Regions from separate parts of the Homo sapiens genome. Here region 2 is linked to region 1. The links are chromatin loops, found by intact Hi-C in ENCODE. Cell type or tissue: ascending aorta. All regions are shown on one strand. Each heading gives the region's core, and the rest is flanking DNA. Links, peaks and the distances in the headings are about the cores only.

Region 1 (12,120 bases), core at 4,746-7,245:
AATATCTTCAACACTTCCTGAGCTTATGTTTTTACAAAATGAGAACAGCCTTCAAGCTCAATCTTACTTGGACTTCAAGTGTCTTTCTAGATGATATATATATATTTTTTGAGACGTTATTTTGCTCTTGTCGCCCAGACTGGAGTGCAATGTTGCGATCTCTGCTCACTTCAACCTCCGCCTCCTGGGTTCAAGCTATTCTCCTGCCTCAGCCTCCCGAGTACCTGGGATTACAGGCACCCGCCACTACGTCCAGCTAATTTTTGTATTTTTGGTAGAGACGGGGTTTCATCATGTTGGCCAGGCTAGTCTCGAACTCCTGATCTCAGGTGATCCACCCGCCTCTGCCTCCCAAAGTGCTGGGATTACAGGCAGGAGCCACTGTGCTTAGCTGATAATTTAATCATATTGTTTTGTCTTTGTTTTACTTATTTTTATGGTTACCTTTTATTTTAGACAAGTGATTCCAGTTTTCTGTTTACAGCAGTGATAGAGGGCTTTCTCTGAAAACAGATGTGTTTATGTAGATGAGAACACTTGAAGACATATATGAAAGTGTTATTGACATATGACAAAAACTGTGGGGTTGGTACCTGAATGGTTGGACTTTGGGAAACCCTGGTCTAGGTGACCTCTAAATGTTTTTCTGGCTCAGAGGGCTTATAAATATGAATGCCCCAGTTTCAGTACAGAGCACACGCTGCTGGCTTCCAAGCTGTCTTAAATGTAAGCTCTGTGTGCACAGCAATTGTATGTGGCTTTTTGGCCACTGTATCCCAAATGTCCAGTTCAGTGGGTGGCATGTGGCTGGACTTCAATAAATGATTCTGAAGGAATAAATGCATGACTCAGGTGAAAATGAGATATGACATCCCTTTTATGTTTGGGAGCAAAAGAGAAGAAAAACCCTTATATTCCAGACCCTGTTGGGCCTGAAACAAGAGTGTGGCCTCAGCAAGTATAGGTAGGTGCGTGCGCATCCATACACATAGCAGAGGACTTGGGACAGTCCTTATGTTACCATTCACTGCTGTGTGACTCTGGCAAGGGCCTTAATCTCCCTGAGCTTCAATTTCCTCATCTGTTAAAACACACGCACATACATGCACACACACACACGTGCACACACACACACACACTTTGTGTTTTAAATGTTTACCCAAGTTGAATTTTTGTGATATCATTGAAATTTACAGAACATATCTAGTACTGTTTTATTTTAAAAAACAACTTGGCCTTTGACATCTTAGATTCTCTCTGGAAAAAGGCAATGTTTAACTAATAAATAAATGAGTACATACATAAATTCATATATTTCCCTTTTATTTTCATTTTCAGTTTTTCTTGTTTTCAAATCTCATTGGCTTTTGGCTTGGAGTATTTTTAAATTGACTGGCTGTTTGGTTCAAATGATGTTTAAACAAGCTTTGGCGCGAGCTGCAGACCTGTTGTGCTTGCTGGGTTGAAGTTGGGTGTGCCAGCAAACTGCCTTGGCTAAATGACAGTTTAAATACAGCCAAACAGTTGGTCCTGCTGGGAGATTCATTGGTGGGAAGATTCCACAGAAACAATGCCCTGGCTCAGACATTCCTGCCCCTGCAGGGGGATCTGAGGGACCAGGTGGTCTCCTCAGGTCCAGGAGAGATTGCCAGACTCAGGGGGAGCCATCACTGACCTTCATTCAGGTGAATCTGTGTTCTCTTTCCTTCTTCCCCTGGGGCCCTAGTTGGCTCTGATTTCCAGCAGTAGTTTGAAGCTGCTGCCTCTGAAACTGGAGATGGTGAAACACAGGCAGAGACTGGACTTTCTCATCAGCCTCACTTCATATTTCAGGTGAAGGCTTGTCTTTGGATAGAGGCAGGAGAAGGGGTTTGAGACCATCTTTCAGACAAGGTCATCCCTGCTTCCTCCCTCCAACTCCAGCCATTTGGTTGAATTTATTAGCCTTTTCTGAGGGCAAAAGACAAACAAAAAAAGCAAAAAGGAAAACAGAATTCTGTGCAATGCAATGAAAAACCTCCCAGTGATTCAAACAGCATGAATAGTTATTACAGAAAGAGGAAAGTAACAGGGCCATTGTGATGATGAATTGAGACAATGTGGGTAAAGCATTGGAAGCTGTGTCCCACCTGTAGGAGACAGTCCATAAACTATAGCTATTATTATTTAACCCCTCACATGGCAACTGGCTTCTAGTGGGTCTTAGTGTATGTTTGTTGATGAGCTCATGTTAGGATTGGCTGCCTTAGCGGGAGGGAGCTAGAGGAGTCCAGGCTGAAGATGAGCGTTGTTGAGCTATGATATTGATACTCCCATCTAACATCAGAATAGAGATGGAAATAAGCTCAGAGACAATGCTGTAGCTCTGCCCCCGTCAGGCCAGCTGATGTCCTTCAGGGCAGGGTGGCATTGACTTGCTAGACAGCAGCTGACTGACTTTCCATTGGCCCTCCCTTTTCTGCACAATTGATTTTGAACTTAGGATATGCCTCAGGCTAAGCAAACATGGCTTCAGACCCCAGATATTTGCAGCAGCCCTTTAATAGGGCCATAGTTGGAAATGTGAAGCAAGAGACTGTCCCCCTATTTGGCACGCATTTTTAGAGTTTTTGAGGTTTGGCATGAGCATCCAAGGAGGCTCCTCCTGACCTAGTGGAATATTAAGACAAAATATTAGGTCTCTGAGGCTGTGTTGCCTTTATTTTCTCTCCTGACCTAAGAGTGTGTGTGAAGCTAAACTGCCAGAACCCAACACTTCACTCAGTCTAATGAACCTGGAGGGGGACACTACTTAGGTTACTGGAATAGGGAATGTATTCCCTATTCCAATCAAAAAAGACCCCCTCCGTTGGGACTCAGAAAAAGACTTTCCTTCCCTTATGATATTGTAATAGGGAAGTGAATACATTCCCTATACCAATATCCTAAAGGAGGATATTGGAATCCTAAGGGAGGATGAGGGAAGGAGAGTCTTTTTCTGAGTCCCAGTGGAGGGAGCCTTTTTCTGAGCCAGGTTTGGTCCAATATATTTACTGTTGGACTCTCAGTGGCATGGGCCATCCACATGATGAATAAAATCTCTTAAAGTTCTCCAAGCAAATGGCCTCTGCATTCAGGGTAACTTAGGCGACATGATTACAAAGGGGAAGGAGTCTCAGTTAGTGGCAATTGCTTCAACAGGTGTGCTCTAGAGGGGATCTAGCTCCATGCAGGAGCATGAGTTGTAAATGAAGGCACTCATGTTTATGGAGGCCCTTTTTTTGTGTCCCAAAGTATGCTAAGGCCGTGGTGTGGAGCATTTCTGTCTGTCCTCTGAGCAACACTGTGGCAGGTGCAGGATAGTAGATCTCTGTTGTTTATGCTCCCAGGCAGCCATTCTCACCTCCCCACAGCCCCTGGCTTTCCTTTGGGAGCCTCACCCTTAGTGTTTATGGTTTTGTTGGCATGGTAAACCAAGATGTTTTCCCCTCCCATTATGATGCCTGAAACTTTCTTCAAACCTCCCTGGGGAGACAAGGGAAAAGATTGGAATCTTTTGCCCAGGACTTGGAATCCTGAACCTATGTGTGAGAGCTGATGAAATGCTCAGGATGAATTGATTACAGCCCTGGTTCGTGGGCCAGTTTGCTGCAACTTCTGCTGCCTGCTTTGAGTTTGTTTTACACCTTATCTTCCTTATTGCGAGTTGTCCCATGTCCTCTAGTAAATTTCCTTTTAGGTAGAGTCCTTGAGTGGTCTCAAGTTCAGGTCTATCTGACTCAAAGCTGGTGAACTTAACCATTATGCAATATTGGAGCCTCTCTGCTTTCTCCCGGGCCTGAGGTTCTAAGAGGCTCTGATTCTGAGAGTCTGAGAATGCACAGCTCTAAAATGATATGATTAATTACTTTTCTATTCTTTTAGAGCTGGTCAGTGTTCACAACTGCAAATCTCCTTCCCGAATGAGCTGTCACTGCCTGAACTGTCAGCTGAGGGTGTGCGAGGGCTTTTAGACTTTGAGCTCAGCTGACAGAACACAACTCTCCCTGCAGGCTCCGTATTGTTTGGCCACTGCTAGCCTAGTCTGCTCACTTGTCCATAAGACTCATTGGGACTTACCAACCCCTAGGAGGTATCTACAAACCACATGGGAGAAATATGAATTTGAACAATGAAGTGAAGAAAACAGGAGCTTGGGCACTGCTTTAAGAGGTTTTGCCCTGTTGGCAATCCTCTGGAGATGCCCCCAAGGGTCTATGCACTAAGCAAGTGATGAGCAGGCCCTCATGACACCTCTGAGAAATGCTTCATTGTCTAAATTCAGAAGGAAAGATTAGAAATTTCCCCCCATATCACCACTGGGAAAATGGAAACAGACATTCATACTTAAGCATATAAAAAGTAATACTTCCTTGATGTTATTCTTCTATTCAACAAAGTAGATAACTTAAATTGTGGGAACAGACACACCTAATGTGAGACTCAATAAGTTACTTTTCATTATAAACAAAAATTTAGCCCAATACTTTCCAAATTGCCCTATGCCAAAAATATTGCTTACCTCAAGTTTATCCTATGGGCTTCTTCAGTAAGGGAGCTTGCCTTGCTCCATCTGCTCCTGGTCACAGTGGCTAACACAGAAATTTTAATTTTTTAGTGGTGGAATAAGTTTTTCAAACAATAGTTTCATGCAGGACTATGGTATACAAAACAGATCCGATGGAGCTGTTCTGCTGAAGTCACCTCTGATATGCAGCATCCCCCTTAACCCTCCTACCTGGGTCCCTGAAAAACCTGAAAAAAATCACAAGACTTGAGGAGCCATTAGAAAACTGCTGGCTCAGCACCCAATTTGAACAGAATAGGATTCAGTGGACATGGGGTGAACATCATTTGTGGTAGGAAGTTTGCATTGTTTTTTTCTCTCTCTCTTTCTTTCTCTCATCCCTCCCTTTCTCCACCCCCAATATATAGCTGAGGGAATCAAAAGAGTGGTTTTCAGTGATCTTCAGAGATGAGGTGAGAGGGAATCTTTGCGACCCAAATAGGTGGCACCTAGGTTGATGTCTTCACTAGCAAGTTATGGATGTGGGTGTAGGGCCCTTGGTAAGATGAGCAGACATCAAACTAGCTCCTTAAAAAAGGGGAGGCCTTGCACAGGATGGGCTGGAGCCTGATGCTGGTGGTCTCGGTGGAGCTGAGGGTCTGAAGGTGGAGCATGTCCAGAGACATCAGAAAAGGCAGGTCAGTGCAACCTTTGAAGTGGAGGACCTAGGCAAATAGGGCAGAAGGCAGGAAGGTATAGAGCTGAACCAAGTGAGAGAGAAGCTCAAGGCAAATACTGAGGATGCTGTAGATTTACAGGAACTGGAGGGAGAGGCAAAGAAGTCAGTGAACAGGTGAGAACACAGGCTGAAATACAGCCAAGGACAGAATGTCCCAAGCTGAGCTGTCTGCAGCCCGGGGCCTTTCAGTGGCGCCTGGGCTTCCGCAGGGCAGCGTTGGACACAGCTTAAGGGCCTTTGTACCAGGAGGAAATCTGGTTGAGAGTCCTTCTGCTTTGTGTCTGTCCTGTTTGTCATGCTTCTGGGGTTTTTTGGATCTCTCTAAAGAATATACTCATTATTGGAAGATTTGAATTTATGCTTGGGGCTGGGGAAGCCAGAAACCAATCCATTTGATGTCTGTGTGGTTTCATGGCTTGTTAAGTCCCTTTCATATGATCTCATTGCTTCTCTGAAGTATGTCAGGAGGGTCCGTATGATGAATATTACATGGCATCTGATGTCACAGGGCACTGATTATGCCAACACTGCTTATAGAAAGCAGAAGACTAGTGAGGCAGGGAGAGAATTACGGTCCAGACTTGGAGTAGCTGTGCACGTGCAGCTCATTGCAGTCATGCATGCGAATGGTCTCCCACATGCCCGGCCACTGGGCAGGACGGCGGCAGTTATGCATTCCATTAGCAATAGGTCAGACTGGCGTTGGGCTAAGTTTCCTGGATCATGCCACTCAAATGTGTCATGTGTACTCCGTTGTCATAGCACATTGCTCAGGAAGGGTGATCTGGGCCAGAGGACACACACTGGCTGCCGCTAAACTGTGCTGGCCCCCAGATTTTTTTTTTCAATTAGGTCTGCACCAGGTTTAAAATTTTGAATGCGTGCCAATATTTAAAAATGAGAAGATGCCCTTAATATTTGCATTTCTGGTTTTCCTAAAATACTGGAGGGTCTTATTACATTGGTTTTTGCAACTGCCTCCTTTCCATGAGTCATATGTTCTCCACATGTCACAGTCCCCACCCAGCCTGCTTTACTTCTTTACCTCTCCAGCCCCATGGGCACTAGAGTTTGAGTCCCTTGGCTTAGGTTGTTGTCTTACGTAACTTGTCATGTAGAACCAGGGTTGGCAAACTGCTGTCCGTGGGCCAAATGTGGCCCTCCACCTGTTTCTATAAATAAAGTTTTATGGCCGGGCATGGTGGCTCATGCCTGTAATCCCAGCACTTTGGGAGGCCGAGGCGGGTGGATCACGAGGTCAGGAGTTCGAGACTAGCCTGACCATCATGGTGAAACCCCATCTCTACTAAAAATACAAAAATCAGGGAGCGGTTGAGAAGTGGGGTGACAAACAGGGGAAAGTGGGAAGGGAGCATGCCTGTAGTCCCAGCTACTCGGGAGGCTGAGGCAGGAGAATCGCTTGAACCCGGGAGATGGAGGTTGCAGTGAGCTGAGATCATGCCACTGCACTCCGGCCTGGGTGACAGAGTGAGACTCCTTCTCAAAAGTAAAAAGTGAAAAATTAAAAAAATAAAGTTTTACTGGAATGCAGCCACACTCATTTGTTGACACATTGTCATTGCCTATACTACCCAGAGTAGAGTAGTTGTGGCAGGGGCCATATTGCCTGAAAATTCTACAGTATTTATTATGTGGCCCTTTAGAGAAAATGTTTGCCGAGCTCAGATCTAGACTATGGGCAGAGGGCTGACTTTTCACTACAGAATGGCCCACAAGGTATTTTCTAAATAAAGGTTTTCTGCTTTCAGAGGAATCCTTTTTTTTTTTTTTTTGAGACAGAGTCTGGCTCTTTCGCCCAGGCCAGACTGCAGTGGCACTATCTCGGCTCACTGCAAGCTCTGCCTCCCGGGTTCACACCCTTCTCCTGCCTCAGCCTCCCAAGTAGCTGGGACTACAGGCGCCCGCCACAGCACCCAGCTAATTTTTTGTATTTTTAGTAGAGACGGGGTTTCACCGTGTTAGCCAGGATGGTCTCGATCTCCTGACCTTGTGATCCGCCCGCCTCGGCCTCCCAAAGTGCTGGGATTACAGGCGTGAGCCACTGCACCTGGCCAGAGGAATCCTATCACTGTTCTTAAACTAATTTCATTACTTTCCCTCCAGGCTTTATTTATAATCCACCAAAATGAGAGGGGAAGTTGGTGGTCTATTGTTTTCCAGGCCTGGGTTATTATGAGGCCATACAACGTCAGTTTTAGTGTCAGGGCAGTCGGTTTCCTTTTATTTTTCCCTTGCCTGCCATATCCATGGGGAAAGAACAGGACAACCTAGAATTATTGGCATCCTGCATTTCTATTTTTGTTTGTTTGAGACGGAGTCTTTCTCTGTCACCCAGGCTGGAGTGCAATGGTGCGATCTCGGCTCATTGCAACCTCCACCTCCCAGGTTCAAGCAATTCTCCTACCTCAGCCTCCCAAGTAACTGGGATTACAGGTGCATGCCGCCACGCCCAGCTAATTTTTGTGTATTTTAGTAGAGATGGGGCATCCTGCATTTCTATAGACTCTACCTCTAACCCACAGGGAGAAGCATTGCTATTGATATGATTATTTCTGAGAACAATGTCTTACATAGGTACAGTGGAAGTGGTTAACTCTTTCACAGTGTTCCTGCACTTTTCCCCACATTTCCTTCTCAAGACTATCTTGCAAGGCTTGCTGATTGCCTATTCAACTACTCTTCTTCCTCCCATCTTCTTTGCTGTGGAGCCCAGCTCTATATTGTGACAGAAATGCCAGGATATTGCTTTGCTAGCCTTCTACAGGGCCTGGAGGTGGTCACATGACCCTGTTCTGGCTAATGACAGAAAAAGGAAGTCTTCAGAGAGGCTTCTAGGAAATAGTTTCTCTTTCATAAGACAGCAATAGTGCAAGAGAGATTCCCTATTCCTTACTTTCTGTTTCTAGATGTAGCTTTGTGACATTTGGATGTGATACTTGGCTTTGTGGTAATGGGATGTGATATTTGGAGCTGTGGCAGCCATCTTGGGCCAGGATGGGAAATGACTTGTGGAAGACAGTCAAAGGGAGGGTGAGAGATAAGAAGATCCTGAGCTCCTGGGACATCCCTGAGCCTGGAACCATCTCCATTTGGACGATTCTCATTATACTAATGAGAAACTAATACTAATAAAAACTTTCTGTTAAAACCACTTAGGATCAGATATTCCGTTACTTTGCAGCCAAAAGCATCTTAATTCAAACAGTTGGGTACTATAACCTCTAGTTTACATAATTTTTAAACATTTAGCAAAAATGCATATAGTTCTTACTGTGTGTTAGGTACTGTCCTGAGGGCATTCTGTGTATTAACTCATTTAGTTTTCATAATGATACTATGAGACAGGTATTATTATGCCCATTTTACAGAAGAGGAAGCTAACGCCCAGTATGCTAAATACTGTATGAAGTCACACACCTGGTAAGAGACAGAGCTAGGGTTTCATCCTAGGTTGTCTGGCTTCAGAGGCTACAGGCTTAATTGTTATCCTGTGCTCCCTCTCTAGTAGATAGGAAATGGTTTGCCCCAGGTCACATGACACAGGTATTCTTCCAGCACCTGGTGCCACCCTTCACCTGGAGCAGACACTGGAACAGTCTGTAGACCCACCCATCCATCTCCTCACCAGTGTGCTCTCCACTGCTGTCTTTCTTCATCATCCTTAAGCTCGTTATAGTCCTGGATTTTAGTGGGTGCTAAAGCCAAGGACTAGATTTGAAGCCTCTTTTCTGCCCACCTGCTGCTCTTTCTTCCTCCCTCCTAGCTGCAGACATCAAACTGTTGCTGGCCAGGTAAGCACAGGAGGAGGATACAGGAGGGCAGGTCCCTTGTGCTGTGCATCCCACTGAGGGGATATTGTGTGGTGGCGGTGTGCACTGGGTTTGGAGTCAGATGAAGTTAAGTTCTGCAACTTCTAGCTGTGTTAACATAGGAAAATCCCTTCTCCTCTCTGAACCTCAGTGTCCTCTTCTGTACAATGGGATAATAATGACCTAACCAATAATGTTCTTTGAATGTTAGATGAGGCATACCATATAAAATGTTTAACGAAGAATCTGACACCCAGAAATCACCCAGTAAGTGAAAGATACTGTTACGAGTGGTATTACTTTTTCAATTCTCATTACCACTATGTTTGAAGTCGTTTGTGAGCTAAAATGTCTGGAGACCGCCTGCTCTGTATGAAGTGGAGGAAATCTTGGGGCATCTAGGAGGGAGGGAGAGGTGCTGATCTAGGAGTCAGAATAGCAGGATCTTAGCTCAGCTGTGAGATCTCAGTGGCTGTAAAGGGTGTGTGTTGCCTGAGATGATCCCCAAGTGCCTTTCCCAGCTGGAACAGACCACATTGTGATATGCACCAAACAGATGGCCTGCATTCTCTGTAGGAGCCTGCACAGCCCAGGTGCAGCTACCATCATTGAGGGCCCTGATTCGGTTGTTTCTCCAAAATTGGCCAAAGCTGCTAGCAGGTTTCTGTCCCATTAGCCACCAGCATGACCAGTGCCTGGTGTCTGGCATGAGGTGAATGGTTAATAAGCCTGAGTTGGATGAATGAATGAACTCCAGTATGTGAGGGAGTGGTGCCTGTGACCCCTAAAGGTGGAGCAGGTTTGGTTTCTTTTAGTATAAATATTTAGAATATGACCATGATTGCAGTTTTTGGCAAGAGTGAATCACTTACTCATGGTCATGGCCTTGAACCTAACCAAACCGCCAGCCAGCACCAGAATAAACTGCACAGAATCGCTGGCCTCAGCCAAAAGGAAATTGACTTTCTATTGACCCATGAGACAGGTCCGGTTTTTTTTTTTCTTTTAAATTTTTTACAAACAGTACAATGTCTAGTAAATCTGACCAAACCAGATACCTCTATTTATTTTTTTCTAAAACCTTGAACTGGAACAAAATTAGACCCCACATAATCCTTATTTATAATATTACTCAATGTGTGCAAATAGTAATGATGTTAACTAACATTCATAGGGCAATGCTATGTGTATTATCTCATGTATTCCTCAAACACACCTATGAAGTAGGTGCTATTTTAATTCCTATTTTACAAGCAAGGAAAAGTTGACAGCTAAATAACTTTTGCCAAGGTCACGCGGCCATTAGAAGGCAAAGTGAGCATTTTAATCATTTGAATCCAGGTCCACTTGATTCCCAAGCTGGTGCTCTCAGCTCTCTGGCTCTCCTGTGTTCTCAGCATCAGCGACAGCTGCAGTTTATTGGGCATACATTGTGAGGCAGTCACAGGGCTGAGCATTCTTCACACATGAGCTTGGTCAATCCCTCCACAGTACTATCAGGAGTGCACCATTGTTAGCTCCATTTTAGCGATGAGGAAACAGGGATTTCATGAGATTATTTAACCTGCCTGCCATCTGTGGATGGTGGTGTTAAGCGCTTCATGTAGAGTGATAGAGCTCAGCAAGCTCCAGGGCAACAAAGAATGGGGGACTTTTCCAGTGTCACACAGTGAATCAGTGGTTGAGCTGGAACAGAACTTCATTGAATACTTTTCATTCACTGCTAGGAGAATGTTGTAGTTAACAGTGGGAGGGGGACCTGCTATAAGGTCAATCTGGTGTGTCACTTGCTCTGGTGGCAGGAAAGAGTTTAGTGGATTAGAGCATATACTTTGGATCATACAGACCTGTGCTCAGGGCCACCATGGGAAAGAGCCTTCCTCTCCCTGAGCCTGTGTTTCTTCTTCTGTAGAATGGAACAATAACCATAGGCCTGCCTCTTGGGTTTGCTGGAGAAGAAAATGAGAGAACACACATTAAATGTCTGGCACAATGACTGCCATGCAGTTAATATGGAATAGCTGTTGTTGTTATGTTGTTAATTGAAATGATCCATGATCCAAAAGAGGCTTGGAAACACTGCACCATATGGAGAAGGCTTGAAATCCACTTCGCAATGACTGCCTTGTGATAGGAAGGAGATGTAAAGGCTGAAGAGTGTCTATAAGTGGTACGCAGGCACTTGGGACACACAAACACATACACACATACATGCTCCTGAAACCTGCACGCACATGTACTTGTGGCATATGTACACTCATACACACGTGCACACACATGTACACACAATATACTTGTACACACATGCTCACATACATGCACCTGCATATGCTCTCACATGGACATACACATATGGACAATATACTCGTGGCATCTATGTTTTCATACATGCATCTGCAACCCACACACACATGCACTTGTAACATACACATGCACAAACAACATACTTGTGGCATACAGATGCTCTTACACATGCACACACATGCATGGACACATGCGTCACACACAATACACTTGTAGCATACACATGCTCACATGCATATGCACACACATACATGCACACACATATACCTGTGCACACACACATTGCATCTGCACACACTCTCTCCCTTCCTTAGCCTGGTGAACACCTACACATCCTTTAGCTCTCAGGCCAAAGGTCACAGCTTTAGGGCAGCCACTTTGACTCAGGCCAGGACACTCAGGCTGAGCTATCTTGGCACCTAGCACCTCCACCTCTCATCCAAACTGTCCTCTCTCAGCCCATAGGTACTTCAGTCCCAGGCTCTGTTGCCATCACTCTAGGGAGCTTCAGGGTGCTCAGGGATCCTCCTCAGCTTGCATCTCATTGCATGTCATTGAATAATTGTAATAAGTTGCTTAATTCTACAATTCCTGCTAGAAGGCCACTTCTGTGAAAGGCAGGGATAAAGCTGACTCTTCTCCACAGATCAGAATCATTTGATGCAGACTGGCACATAGTATGTCTTCAATACCTAGATGCCATTGATTGAACAGAACCACCA
Region 2 (7,684 bases), core at 3,047-5,546, 1.1 Mb after region 1:
TTCTTTCTACTATTATCGAGCAACTATTTCTTTCCCACCTTTTCCAAGCACATAGAAGCTCATGCTGTATGCTGCCTTCTCATTAATTAATTTACTGTTTGTCTGCAAAAGTCTGTGAGCTCCATTCAGAATGATAGACCAGAAAACAGAGGGAGTGCAAACATTTAGTGACAGAATCCTTTGAATGTAACTTGGCTGAAGAACACACAGACAGACATTACAACAGAATTACTCTAGACATGGCCACGGATATTATTCAGTCCATTCTACTCCTAAAGAAATCACTACAGTGAAGTGAAAGGAGAGATTTGATACCAAGACCAGGCACCACCCTGTCTCTTATAAACTCTGAAACTGGTTAAATCGTTCACTGCTTTGAACCTCAGTTTCTTTATCTGTAAAACGGGATAACTATCAACTTCACCAGGTCAAATGAATATGCTTTTTAATTACTTTGTAAACTATTAAAACTCTACAAATATCAGCAATACTGTTTATTAAGAACATTATATTCACATTCACTAAGAAACTCAACAAAGTAGTTACTGTAAATAAAGGCTATCCCATATAATACTTGAAAAAAGAAAATATTAAACTATTGACTTTGAAGATTGTTTCTAGGATATCAATCGTTTAATATTTTAATAGCATTTTTAAAATTTATATTATCTTCTAAAGCACTAGAGGAGAAAGTGAATTATAAATCATTTTGCTGCTATTATTATTAATAGTAACAATAAAACAGATAACATTTATTTATTCATTCTTTCATTTATTATTTATTTATATAAGGTAAGTTTATCTTGGGATTGGTACTACGATAAGTGGTATATATATGATATATGTATGTATATATAATATAGATATATGTATGTGTGTGTATATATATATAGATATATAATATATAAAATATCTTTCAATCCTGACAACATATGAGGAAACTGAGAGATGCAAAGTTAAGCACTGTGTGCAAGTTTACATGGCTAATTTTTTGTTAAAGGCAGGAATCAGACAGATCTATAAAACTCCAGAGCATGCAATCCATCACACTTTAATACCTCTCAATATATATGGGGTTCACAAGCTAAGGCCAAGATTTTGATTTCCGCCCACTCCAATCCCAGGCTTCTTGCATCTTGAAAAGCCAGGTTTTAGTGTCATATTAAAATAACAAGTCAATAGAATTTATTATGCAAGTAGCCAGATAGAAACACAGGAGAAAAAATCTCATCTTTCATGCAAGAAATTACTGCTTTGCATTTGGCAAATGTCTTTACAGAACAATTGTTTGGAGGTTGTATTATACAATGTGAATAATGTGCTTTGTGGAGTTAAAAAAAATTAGGTTCAAACCCTGGGTCAGCCACTTTCTAGATGAGTGATTTCAGGTGAGTCATTTAATTTTCCTGAGCATCTGTCTTCTCTGCTGTAACTGTGATACCACTGCTGAGCTAAATGACGATTAAGGCATGTGCTGAAAGCACTGATGGAGTACCTGCACGATAGGCACCTTACACATGAGTTCCGCTTCCGCCTCCTTCCCACAATAAAAACAAACCAATCCTTCTGAGTACCTGGGTTGCCCAGCACTTTATGTGAAGGTCATATCTACAGTTGTCTTTTTTTTTTTTTACCTTGACTCTTAGCATAACTATGCACATAATAGTAGGCTCAGGCCAGGCAGGATGGCTCACACCTGTGACCCCAGCACTTCAGGAGGCCGACGTGGGCAGATCACTCAAGCCCAGGAGTTCGAGACCAGCCTGGGCAATATGGCGAAACCCCGTCTCTACACAAAATACAAGAATTAGCCAGCTGTGGTGGCATATGCCTGTCGTCCCTGCTACTCAGGAGGCTGAGGTGGGAGGATGTCTTGAGCCCAGGACGTTGAGCCTGCAGTGAGCTGTAATCACTTCACTGCCCTTCAGCCTGGACGAGAGAGTGAAGCCCTGTTTCAAAAATAAAACATTAAAAAAGTAGGCCCAAAAATACTTTTTGAATGAAGGAACCAATCATTGGATATATGAATAGGTGATGATTAGTATATTGATTTTGGTTATATGTCCCAAACTGGTGCTTCTATCAAATCTTTAGTTGTGTCATAGTAAACAATAAATGCTCATAGAATTGCCTGCCAATCTTTTTTACTAATAGTTTCCATTTTAGGATATAATATAGATGTAAAGTTTCTGACATAATTTGGCAGCCTCCACACAAAAGGTAGTTACATCTCCTTTATCCAAAGTCAGGGGTACATTGTCTAGAAGTTGGGACTTCTTGAGTTAAAACTTGTGCTGAGGTTGCTAGATAAACTACGAGAAACACAGTTAGATTTGGATTTCTGATATGCAATGAATAATCTTTCAGCATCAGGGTGTCCTAATTATTGCATGGATCTTTTTTATAGTACCAGAAAAGCATTTGTTGTTTATCTGAAATTTAAATTTAACTAGGCATCCTGTATTTTTATGTACCCAGTCTGGTAACATTACTTGTCAGGGTACAATACAATTAAAAAATAAAGGTCCCACTTTATCCTGTGACCAGGGCTCAGAGGGGCGACCACATGTAGCTACTGTCACTCTTCCATCTCTTCTCATCTCCTGGGAATAAAGACAATCAAGCAAAGTCAAAAAGCCCCCAAGGGACCTTGAATATAATCAACCTCACTCTGGATCCTTGGCCCTCATTCCAATGGGCCCTTAAGAATCTAGTGTTAAGAGGCCTGCAGTTATCATCTTAGCATTTTTCTTACTGTCTATGAGGTCTTCTGTAAGCCTCTTAATCCTTTCACTTTTCAGTTCAGTGAGCTAAAAAATGCATACTCTGTAAGATTGCTCAGGGGATAAAATTACACAACATTTGTAAAATCACTATTTATGAAACTACTAGGTGATATGCAAGGGATAGAATTGCTTTGTCATCATTATTGTTATACTATTTTGAATCTTCTAAAAGAAGTGCAAATTGCATAACTTTTCCATCAAAGACTGTGCAGCTCATCATAGAGTACTTTAGAATCCAAATTTTAATGCCAAACTGACATGGGTTTGAATTGTATTTCTGCCACTTACTAACTATGTGACTTTCAACCAGTTTCTAAACATCTCTCAAATTATATTACTTTACCTTTAAATTGGGATAATTGTTCCTACCTTGTAGAATTGCTATGAGGATAAAATAAGACAATCCATGTAGATCGTCATAGGCATGTATTCAACAAATGTTACCCATTGATATTTCATTTTTATTTATTTATTTTATTTCTCAGAGACAGGGTCTCACTTTGTCACCCAGGCTTGGAGTGCAGTGGAACGATCATGGCTCACTACAGCCCCTATCTTCTGGGCTCAAGAGATCCTCCTGCCTCAGCCTCCCAAGTAGCTGGGATTACAGGTGTGCACCATCACACCTGGCTACTTTTTACTTTTTGTAGAGATGGAAGTCTCACTATGTTACCCAGGCTGGTCTCAAACTTCTGGCCTCAAGCAATTCTCCCATCTCACCCTCCCAAAGTGCTGGGATTACAGGCATGAGCCACCTCACCCAGTTGATAATTTATCTTTAATATTATTATTACCATGGGCATGGAGATCATATGGAAAAACAGACATTCTGTATGTCAGTCCTGGCACTGGCACTTACTGGCTGCTTAACTCTGAGATAAGTACTTAGCTTCTGGGAACTTTGGTTTTCTCACTCACCAGGCGGTGCCAGTGTCTACCTAAGTATCAATATCAGTCGGTCTATTTGTTTGTTTTTACAAATAAATGAGACAATGCATGTGAAGATTTTATCCAGACAGGCATTAAATGTTCGATGAATATAACCATATAAGGCTATGAAATTTGTGAGTGGGTCAGAAAGAATCCCAAGCGTTCCCCACACAGAAAGAATGATTCCTTCTTTGTTGCTGAGAATCACCTCTGAGATTCTGTTGTTTTTCAGACGACAAACCAGACAAGCCAGACGACAAGCCAGACGACTCGGGCAAAGACCCAAAGCCAGACTTCCCCAAATTCCTAAGCCTCCTGGGCACAGAGATCATTGAGAATGCAGTCGAGTTCATCCTCCGCTCCATGTCCAGGAGCACGTAAGCACTGAGAAAAACGTTGCTTTTTGTCCAATTCTCTGTTGATAATGACCACACAATGACCTCATGGCATTAAAATACATGAGAAACAAAATTTGTGGCATAAGTAAATGTGTTATTTTTCATTGAAAAATGTTGCCCTACTTAAAATATATTTTGCATCTGAATCAACTGCCCTGAGCTTTTTGGGGGAAAGGACATTCCCATCAAGTGGTTCCATACAGGATTTTTTTTTTTTTTTCTTTTTAATCTCAGGAGCAAATAGGGAGGAGGAAGAACACTAGACTAAGGAACAAAAAGCCAAGTTCTGATCCTAACTCAGTTGCTATTTTACTAGGTGGTCTTGAACAAGGCCCTCCCACTCTGAAGGCCTCTATTTGCTCATATTTTAACTGTGAAGTTAAAATAATAGATGGCCCGCCCCTTGTAAGCACTGTGATTACGTGATGAAGGTAAGAGGTAGTGATATGTTCGTTAGTGATGGGTGTGAGGAGTCCTGCCTATATTTTCTAGCTTGAGTAGCTCAAGAAGGTTAGCAGAGACAGTAGATAACCTCTCTTTAAAGACAATCTAGAGAACCTCTCAACATGAGTGTTGGTTTTCATCATGAGAGACTGCCTTCGGGCAGATCACCAATCCCAGAGTCTTCCCAATGTTCTCAGCCTGCTTCCAAGCCTGTGTCTAATTCCCAATACATATTATTTTTGCCTACATAGTTTTGATTTGACACTACTACACTGTATGCTTTATTCTCCCCATATTAATCTCCCAAATTTCAGTTCTCCAAGATGAAATTCACTCTTCCAAATTTCCAGGTGCTTTCAATTTCCACTGCTCTAAGCCTCTGCTCTCTAATTTTCTCCCATATAGATCCTTAAGCAGAGTTTGACTAGGTGTGGTATACCCACCTGATACAGAATCCCTTGGGGGAATTTATTTTTAAAAATGCAGATTTCTGCATCCCATTTTGCATCTTTCTGGGGACAAGGCCATGGATATGGTTTTCAACAAGCTTTTCAGGTAATTCTGATATACAGAAATTTTCAAAAGCCATGCCTTGATCAGATGTTCTGGGTTGCATGGATGGGCCTTAAAGATCCACAAAACCTTTACATTTTTATTAATATTTTGTGTCAGTGTGATTTATTTATTTATTTATTTTTGCATTTTCCCGGGGAAAGTGTTCATGACTTCTATTAGATTTTCAAAGGGGTCTTTAACCAATAGCAGATTAAGAACCACTTCCATGTAGGAGTAATCAGGGGTTTTGTAATCTCTGATCTGCTTAAAGGGATAGATTGTCATCTGATTGGGCAGTGTTCTACAGGCAATCCTTCTCCACAAATTGTTAAAACTCACAGGTGCTTTTTTTTAATTGTTACATTTCCTACTGTGGTTGCTTTTGCAACTGTTATTTTTCCAAGACTGTTAATGTAAACAAGAAGGAAAGTCATAGGCCGACAATAGGAGCACCACCCATTACATACAAACTAAAGATTAGACTCCAGTTGAATTAGTATTGTTACATCCACACAGCAAAACAAGGAGTTAGAACACTAAGAGTTCTTTTCATTCCTTCCCTAGGGAATTTTCCAAGTATAAAATAGGACATTTTTCTCTGTGTTAACCATAAGAGTCGACTCTCTGATATGCTAAAGAATTGCTGTCCGCTCTAGGCTCAGAAATGGCCCTTCATCTACTGGTTTCCCTTTCCCTCATTACATTCTGAGTAAATGACCTTCTTTCTGTTGCTAGAAATTATTACCATCTCAGGCTCTCTTCCCTTGCTCTCCCTCCTTACTAAAATACTCTCCTTTTCTAATGACTAGTTCTTGAGCTTACAGCTAATCTAAAAGTCACTTCCTCAGAAACTATTCTATGACCATTCTTGTTAATACTGTCTTCTTCCATTCCCACTGCCTGTTATTCTCTATCACTTTACCTTGTTACAGTGTCATAATATTTGTTACCATCCGAAATGACTTATTTATTTTTAATCAAGTAGCTAAGTGAAAGTAGAGACCAAATCACCTGACTGGTTGCAAGAGCACAGTACATGGCATATAGTGTCAGGCACTTGAATTAATTAATTAAGGAAAGATATCTTGCAGATCAGACCTAAAGCCCATCTACCTCAATTTGACTGAGAAATCCTGAAGGATCTTTGCTCAAAGACACAGCAATATCTGCTCAAGAGATAAATCTGCGGGTGGTAGAGCCAGGATCTAAAACATACCCATAACTCCCTGCTCAAGGGAAGACCATAAGCAAAATAGGGGGTGGAGGATAGGAGGAGACGTCAGAAAGTATTGCTAAGCACTTAACATGTACAAAGCAGGGACACGGATTGTGAAGGAATAGTCTAGGCTCTTAATCCCTTCTCCTCAAATAATTTGCAGTCCTTATGGTAAAATTACTTAAGCCAATGCACAATGCCATAAATAAAAATGAGTAGCAAGATAAATGTCAGCCAAAGATCACAGGCAGTTTCCAGCGAAAGGAGTTCTCAATGGGTCCAGTGTGCTTAGGGAAGTGTTTATGGCAAAAGCAAGATGTAATTTGGGCCTTGAATGACTAAACAATATTTGATTTGGAAGAGAGAATGAGAGGAATAACAATGATTCATAAAGGTGGGAATTTTACTTTATTTACTCCAATATGTCTGATGCCTAAGTGGTGTGTCAGATGCATAGTAAATGCTAGAGACATGCATTTGAAACAATGAATAGACTGGATTGTTCTCTCCACTTGCTTTTGGATCAGCTTGGAGCTACCTAGACTGCATTTTGCTCATCATTTTTCTGAAAAATATACATATTCTTAACTCCTCTCACCCTTTGAGAGCCCTTAATTCTAGGGAATATTTTCCCCTCTGGGTTCCATGATGTATTTTCCTGGTTCTCTCTCTACCACTAGCCATTCTTTCTCATTCTTTTTATTTGACTTTTCTTCATGCACCTGCCCTCCAAATGTCATTGTTCCTCAGAATTCCAAACGTGCTTGGTTCTTCACATTGCAGTTTACACATTGGGAACACTGCCTATAATCTAATGAGTTTCAAATTCACATTTCTGTTGCAATTTTTTCCTGAGCTCCAGATGGAATAACTGATTGCTTGCTACAAAATTCCATCGTTTTTCTACCACTATTTCAAATTCCACTGGTCTAAACCCAAGCCCATCATCTCACTCAAAACCTTCCTCCATATCTCATTAAGTCACATCATCATCCACCCAGAATCCAGAAATCTAAGGATCTTCTCAAATCCTTCCTGCTCATCATCACCTTCATCGAATTGCTGAATATTCTACCCTATATACCTTCCTCGGGTATATGTATATGCACCCTATATACATTTCTCTTCCTCAGCTCCACTGACTAGTTGGTCAAGTTGAGTCCTTTATCATCTCTTTCCCAAGTTCCTTTTATTGGATTTCTAATAAGTTTCACTTTTCTCTGTCTCTCTTTTTATTGGATTTCTAATAAGTTCCACCTTCTGTCTCATCAATTCATCTTCTACCTACTACCAGAACTTTATATCAAAAAAATTTAAATTTGGTCATATCACTGCCATGCTTGAAAGTTTTTCAT

Evidence for each region. A loop is a pair of places that touch in the nucleus more often than their neighbours do. Peaks named below come from ENCODE experiments on the same cell type or tissue, not always from the same donor. Only the 100,000 strongest peaks of a DNase experiment are listed, where the experiment ranks them.
Region 2: it touches region 1 in a loop (5-fold over the local background); 3 of 110 quality-filtered maps call a loop at or near these places.

The regions. Positions count from the first base shown.
Region 1 is chr5:148,959,840-148,971,959 of GRCh38, reverse strand. No RefSeq gene overlaps it. Among named protein-coding and RNA genes, the nearest start is that of MIR584, 97 kb to the left of the region's middle. RefSeq lists an enhancer at 1,313-1,894. In ascending aorta, for the core only: no CTCF peak of the experiment used is centred there; DNase peaks (open chromatin) are centred at 5,464, 5,939 and 6,399; H3K27ac peaks cover 2,047 bases.
Region 2 is chr5:147,898,038-147,905,721 of GRCh38, reverse strand. C5orf46 (chromosome 5 open reading frame 46) reads left to right here. Exons shown (of 4, transcript NM_206966.3): 2 at 3,949-4,093. Among named protein-coding and RNA genes, the nearest start is that of C5orf46, 4.7 kb to the left of the region's middle. In ascending aorta, for the core only: no CTCF peak of the experiment used is centred there; DNase peaks (open chromatin) are centred at 3,648 and 3,991; H3K27ac peaks cover 2,500 bases.